2 separate regions of the Homo sapiens genome follow, and region 2 is linked to region 1. Evidence: read pairs that join two places in POLR2A ChIA-PET (ENCODE). Cell type or tissue: HepG2. All regions are shown on one strand. Each heading gives the region's core, and the rest is flanking DNA. Links, peaks and the distances in the headings are about the cores only.

Region 1 (2,923 bases), core at 198-2,697:
AAAATGTTTTTAAGTTAAAAAAATTAGTATCAGGAAGTCTGGCCTATGATCAGGAGTCCAGGCCAACCTGGGAAACCTTGCATTTGCTTTAAGATTCAAGATTACTACAGAGACCACAGCAGTAGTATTGCCAATCCAGGTGTGGACTTCCTGAACAGAGGCTGTGATGCCCCACCTTGGTTTTCTTCTGGCTCCTGTGACATGAGATAGTTAGCTTTGGTTCTTTGTCCTGCATATGGCTGGAGAAGTGGCATAGCTCTTAGTTCTAATTGTGAAGGTCAGTCCAAGATAATATATGAGAAAGTGCATTGTAAACAGTTTAGGTTTTTTCTACTTTGAGTGGCAGGAGTTTCCTAAATTCCTAGATCGGCAGGACCTCAACATCATTGCAGTGCTACCTGTCAGGTTAATCTTCCTGTAATACAGCCTTTCTACTTGAAACTTTTTACTATAACTCCTGGATACCTACAGAATGAAATCTAAAGTCCTAAACTTGGCATTCAACGCACCACAAACTGACATCCAACCAAGTTTCCAACACTATTTCTGCTGTTCCTCTTCATTGGCTATTGAACCACATTCAACCATGTGGTGTTCCAAAAATGCTGTTCCCTTTCCAACCTCACCTCATACTTTTCTCTCCAGTAGAATGCCTTGTTCTTTCTTATTTTATTTTTATTTTTTTTGACGGAGTCTTGCTCTTTTGCCCAGGCTGGAGTGCAGTGGCATGATCTTGGCTCACTGCAAACTTCTGCCTCCTGGGATTGATTCTCCTGCCTCAGCCTCCCAAGTAGCTGGGATTACAGGCACCCGCCACCACGCCTGGCTAATTTTTGTATTTTTATTAGAGATGGGGTTTCACCATGTTGGCCAGGCTGGTCTTGAACTCTTGACCTCATGACCCACCCACCTCAGCCTCTCAAAGTGCTGGGATTGCAGGCGTGAGCCACCGTGCCTGGCTTCTTTCTTATCTTTCAATCCCTTTGGTGGGGACCGAATGTCCGTGTCTCCCCAAAATTCATACATTGAAGCCCACAAGGTGACTGTATTTGAAGATGGAACCTCTAAGGAAGTACTTAAGGTTAACATAGGTCATCAGGGTGGGGCCCTGATCCAGGCGCCTAGTGTCCTTACAAGAAGAGACACCTAGGCCGGGCACAATGGCTCACGCCTGTAATCCCAGCACTTTGGGAGGCCGAGGCGGGCGGATCACGAGGTCAGGAGATCGAGACCATCTTGGCTAACACGGTGAAACCCTGTCTCTACTAAAAAAAAATACAAAAAATTAGCCGGGCGTGGTGGCGGGCGCCTGTAATCCCAGCTACTTGGGAGGCTGAGGCAGGAGAATGGCGTGAACCCGGGAGGTGGAGCTTGCAGTGAGCCAAGATCGCGCCACTGCAGTCCAGCCTGGGCGACAGAGCAAGACTCCGTCTCAAAAAAAAAAAAAAAAAAAAAAAAAAAAAAAAAGAAGAGACACCAGAGAGCTGGCTCTCTCTGTGCACATATAGAGGAAAGTCCATATGAGGACAAAGTGGCTGTCTGCAAGCCAGGAAGAGAGGCTTCCCTGGAAACTCACCCTGTTGGACCTTGATCTGGAACTTTTAGCCTCCAGAACAGTGTCCATTGTATAGGCCAACCCGTCTGTTATGGTTTGTTTGTTTTTGTTTTTTTTTTTTGAGAGACGGAGTCTCACTCTGTCGCCCAAGCTGGAATGCAGTGGCACAATCTCGGCTCACTGCAATCTCCGCTCACTGCAATCTCCGCCTCCTGGTTCTAGCAATTCTCCTGCCTCAGCCTCCCAAGTAGCTGGGACTACAGGTGCACACCGCCACGCCTGGCTAATTTTTTGTATTTTAGTAGAGACTGGGTTTCACTGTGTTGCCCAGTCTGGTCTCTAACTCCTGAGCTCAGGCAATCCACCTGCCTCGGCCTCCCAAAGTGCTAGGATTACACGCGTGAGCCACCACACCCAGCCCTGTTATCGTTAATACTGAGTGTCAACTTGATTGAAGGATGCAAAGTATTGTTCCTGGGTGGGTCTGTGAGGGTGTTGCCAAAGGAGATTAACATTTGAGTCAGCGGGCTGGGGAAGGCAGACCCACCCTTAATCTGGTGGCCACAATCTAATCAGTTGCCAGCGAATATAAAGCAGGCAGAAAAACGTGAAAATGTGAGACTGGCCTAGCCTCCCAGCCTACCTCTTTCTCCTGTGCTGGATACTTCCTGCCCTCCAACATTGGACTCCAAGTTCTTCAATTTGGAGATTCAGATTGGGTCTCCTCGCTTCTCAAGCTTGCAGACAGCCAATTGTGGGACCTCGTGATCGTTTAAGTTAATACTTAATAAACTCATTTATATATATATATATATATAAAGGCTATATATATATATAAAGGCTATATATATATAGGCTATATATATAAAGGCTATATATATATAAAGGCTATATATATATAAAGGCTCTCTCTCTATATAAAGGCTATATATATATAAAGGCTCTCTCTATATATAAAGGATATATATATAAAAAGGATATATCTATAAAAAGGATATATCTATATAAAGGATATATATCTATATAAAGGATATATATCTATATAAAGGATATATATCTATATATAGGATATATATATATATAAAGTTCTGTCCCTCTAGGGAACCCTGAGTGATACACTGTCTACAGTATTTTGTTATGGCACCGTGAGCACACTAAGACACCCTTTTTGGAATAGCTCTGACATGGCATATACCTAAAACTTCTATTCCTCAAAGTTCTTCAATCCTTCCCCTTTATTTTACTTCTTAAGACATTTGATGCTCTATCTTGTATTATGTAGTTATTTATGTAAACATTTGCTAACTTCCTTGCTAGTAAGTTTTTAGGGTAACCCCTGATTCCATATTGCAGCTCTGCAGTGCCTAG
Region 2 (2,923 bases), core at 139-2,638, 120 kb after region 1:
CATTGTATCATTTAACTCATTTATCTATCCCATGTATTTCCTGTACACTGGAAGCTAGATCCAAATTCCTGACTACATTAAACACCTTCATCAGTAATACTTTATAAAGGATGAAATATATTTTGGTGTGCAATACTTTAGGTGGTACATATGGTCTGGTTATCCACTACTAATGATTTTAAATTTGATCACTTGATTAAGGTAGTGACTGCAGTTGGCTCCGTTCTATTTTATTTATTTTTTATTTTTATTTTTGAGACAGCGTCTCGCCCTGTCACCCAGGCTGGAGTGCAGTGGCGTGATCTCCGCTCGCGGCAACCTCCAACTCCCTGGTTCAAGCGATTCTCCTGCCTCAGCCTCCCAAGTAGCTGGGATTACAGGCATGTGCCACCATGCCCGGCTAATTTTTGTATTTTAGTAGAGGTGGGGTTTCACCGTGTTGGCCAGGATGGTCTTGATCTCCTGACCTTGTGATCCACCCACCTCGGCCTCCCAAATTGCTGGGATTACAGGCGTGAGCCACCACGCCCAGCCAAGTTGGCTCCATTCTAGAGATAAGCTTTCTTCTTTGGGATTAGCAATGATCTGTGGAGTGATACTTCAGCACCACACAAATATTATTTTCTCCATCAACCTCTCCCCCTAATAGTTTTAGCATCTGTTAATGTTCTTTGCCTGAATCAATACATTTCAACAGGCATTGGAAGATGGTGTTGCCATTCTTCTGAAGTAGGACCCAGGCATTTTCTTTGAGTTGGGCTTACTGATTCGTGTTTCATACAATAGTGCATGAATCACATCCGTAGTATATCTTCTCTAAGTTATCCAAATCTTCTCTAAATCTGAGTTTTCACTTCAAGTGGAACAAGCAATGCAAAGCATTTTCAAAGCAATACAAGTGCAGAATCTTCCTAGATCTGTTTTCTCTTACCCCCTCCTAATTCAACAGCAGGGATTTTTTTGTTTAACAGCCTGCTTTTACTGATTCTTTCTGAAAGATTCATCATATTTGCTGTGGGTTGAATGTGTCTCACAAAGTTCATGTGGCGAAACTTAATCTCCAATGCAAACACTGGGAGATGGGGGTCTAATAAGAGGTGATTGGGTCATCAGGTTCCTCGTGAATGGATTGGTGTCATTATGTAGTTAGGTTAGTTACTGTGAGAATGGGCTTGTTATAGGAGCAAGTTCAGTCCCCTCTTGCTCTCTTGCCCTTCTGCCATGGGATGACACAGCATGAAGGCCCTTGCCAGATGTGGGCCCCTCAATCTTGCACTTCCCAGCCTCCAAACTGTAAGAAATCTGTTCTTCATAAATTAACCTGTCTTGGGTATTGTGATGTAGCAGCACAAAATGGACTGAGACAGTGTCCGTAGAAACAACTTTTCTATTCTCTTAAGTTTTTATAATACTTAAATTACATAATTGCAGCATCAAGTACAAATGTCATAAATATTTTTGGAGGCTGGGAGTAGTGGCTCATGCCTGTAATCCCAGCACTTTGGGAGGCCAAGGCGGGTGGATCGCTTGAGCTCAGGAGTTTGAGACCAGTCTGGGAAACACGGCAAAACTGTGTCTCTACAAAAAATACAAAAATTTAGCTGGGCATGGTTGCACATACCTGTAGTCTCAGCTACTCAAGAGGCTGAGGTGAGAGAATTGCTGGAGCCCAGGAGGTCAAGGTTGCAGTGAGCTGTGATCGTGCCACTGCACTCTAGCCTTAGGGACAGAGTGAGACCTTGTCTTCAAAAAAAAAAAAAAAAAAAAAAAAGGTTTGGAAACAGAAATAACCAATTCTTAGTAAAATTTCTACTTAATCCAGGGGAGTTTAGAATGCAGAGTACTAGATAGCAGTCTATTAGACAAAAGCATTCAGTGTGCTGTGGGCCTCAGTCAGTGTGTTCTACAGGGAGAATGGAGTGTGTTCATTAGCACATTGTTACATGGAGGTCAGTTAAGAGAAGAGTCTAACATGTTGTAATTTTCCTTGCCTGTCTTCCTTGGTCGACTTCCAGTTCCTTGACAGTAAGGAAATCAGTCTTGTATGTGTTTGAGTTTAATCGCTGGTGCATGGTACAGTGCTTAGCATATAGTGAGTGCTCAAGAAAAATACTTGTTGAATGAATTCATGACTGGCCATATTGACCTCAAGTGAATTCTAATCATAAACATGGAAACCTTTGCAATATCTTTAAAAATGTCAAGGTTGGTATGGCCATTGCACATAATTTATTATTTCATTGGCTTTTCCCCTTCTCATTCCCTCAGTCTTTGAGTCTTTCTCTGCTCTGTGCCAACTTCCTTCAATTTATTGTGTATTACAAGCTACCTGTGTTTATTATCATTCCAGTTTCCTGACAAAGATGCAAAAAGAATGTGTAGCAGTTTGGCTGCAATGGCGCTCTGCCCAAAGAGAGATGAGATTCTTAGGAAAATACAAAGTAGTTCCTTAGTTCTCTATTCTAGAGCTTAACCAATCCCAGGAACTGAAGTCTTCTGTTTCTTCACAGAGGAAATATGACAAAGGCAGTGGCTGTACAAGCTTCCTTCATGGGCCGCCCTCCCCACTGCCTCATCCAGTAAGCGGGAGCAACTACTTCTAGAGGTGAGAGGGGAGGGAGGACAATCTCCATAACCCATTCGATGCACCCAGCTGCAAAATTTTGGTATTGAGAAACTGAGCAAACAATTTGTAGAGTTGCTATATTGAACTTTAAAGCAAAATAAGCCTACATAGGATTGAATGCTCAGGTGATACAAATGATGGTCTTTGATAGAAGCCTACAATCTATATTTTGAAAGAAGCTACTTATAGCTGTATAATTCCAATAATCCCAAGATCCTGTTTCTATAGATATTAAAAGGTATTATGCATGTACATTTGAGATGATTTTTAGCTTCCTAACCCATGAGAAAGTTCATC

Evidence for each region. Peaks named below come from ENCODE experiments on the same cell type or tissue, not always from the same donor. Only the 100,000 strongest peaks of a DNase experiment are listed, where the experiment ranks them.
Region 2: POLR2A ChIA-PET joins it to region 1 with 6 read pairs; 7 of 35 experiments call an interaction of 5 or more read pairs at or near these places.

The regions. Positions count from the first base shown.
Region 1 is chr10:102,908,607-102,911,529 of GRCh38, forward strand. The region is part of intron 1 of LOC107984265 (a long non-coding RNA gene); the gene reads right to left. Among named protein-coding and RNA genes, the nearest start is that of CNNM2, 8.2 kb to the right of the region's middle. RefSeq lists an enhancer at 1,426-1,720 and a silencer at 1,426-1,720. In HepG2, for the core only: no CTCF peak of the experiment used is centred there; a DNase peak (open chromatin) is centred at 1,575.
Region 2 is chr10:103,024,855-103,027,777 of GRCh38, forward strand. The region is part of intron 1 of CNNM2 (cyclin and CBS domain divalent metal cation transport mediator 2); the gene reads left to right. Among named protein-coding and RNA genes, the nearest start is that of CNNM2, 110 kb to the left of the region's middle. In HepG2, for the core only: no CTCF peak of the experiment used is centred there; a DNase peak (open chromatin) is centred at 1,087.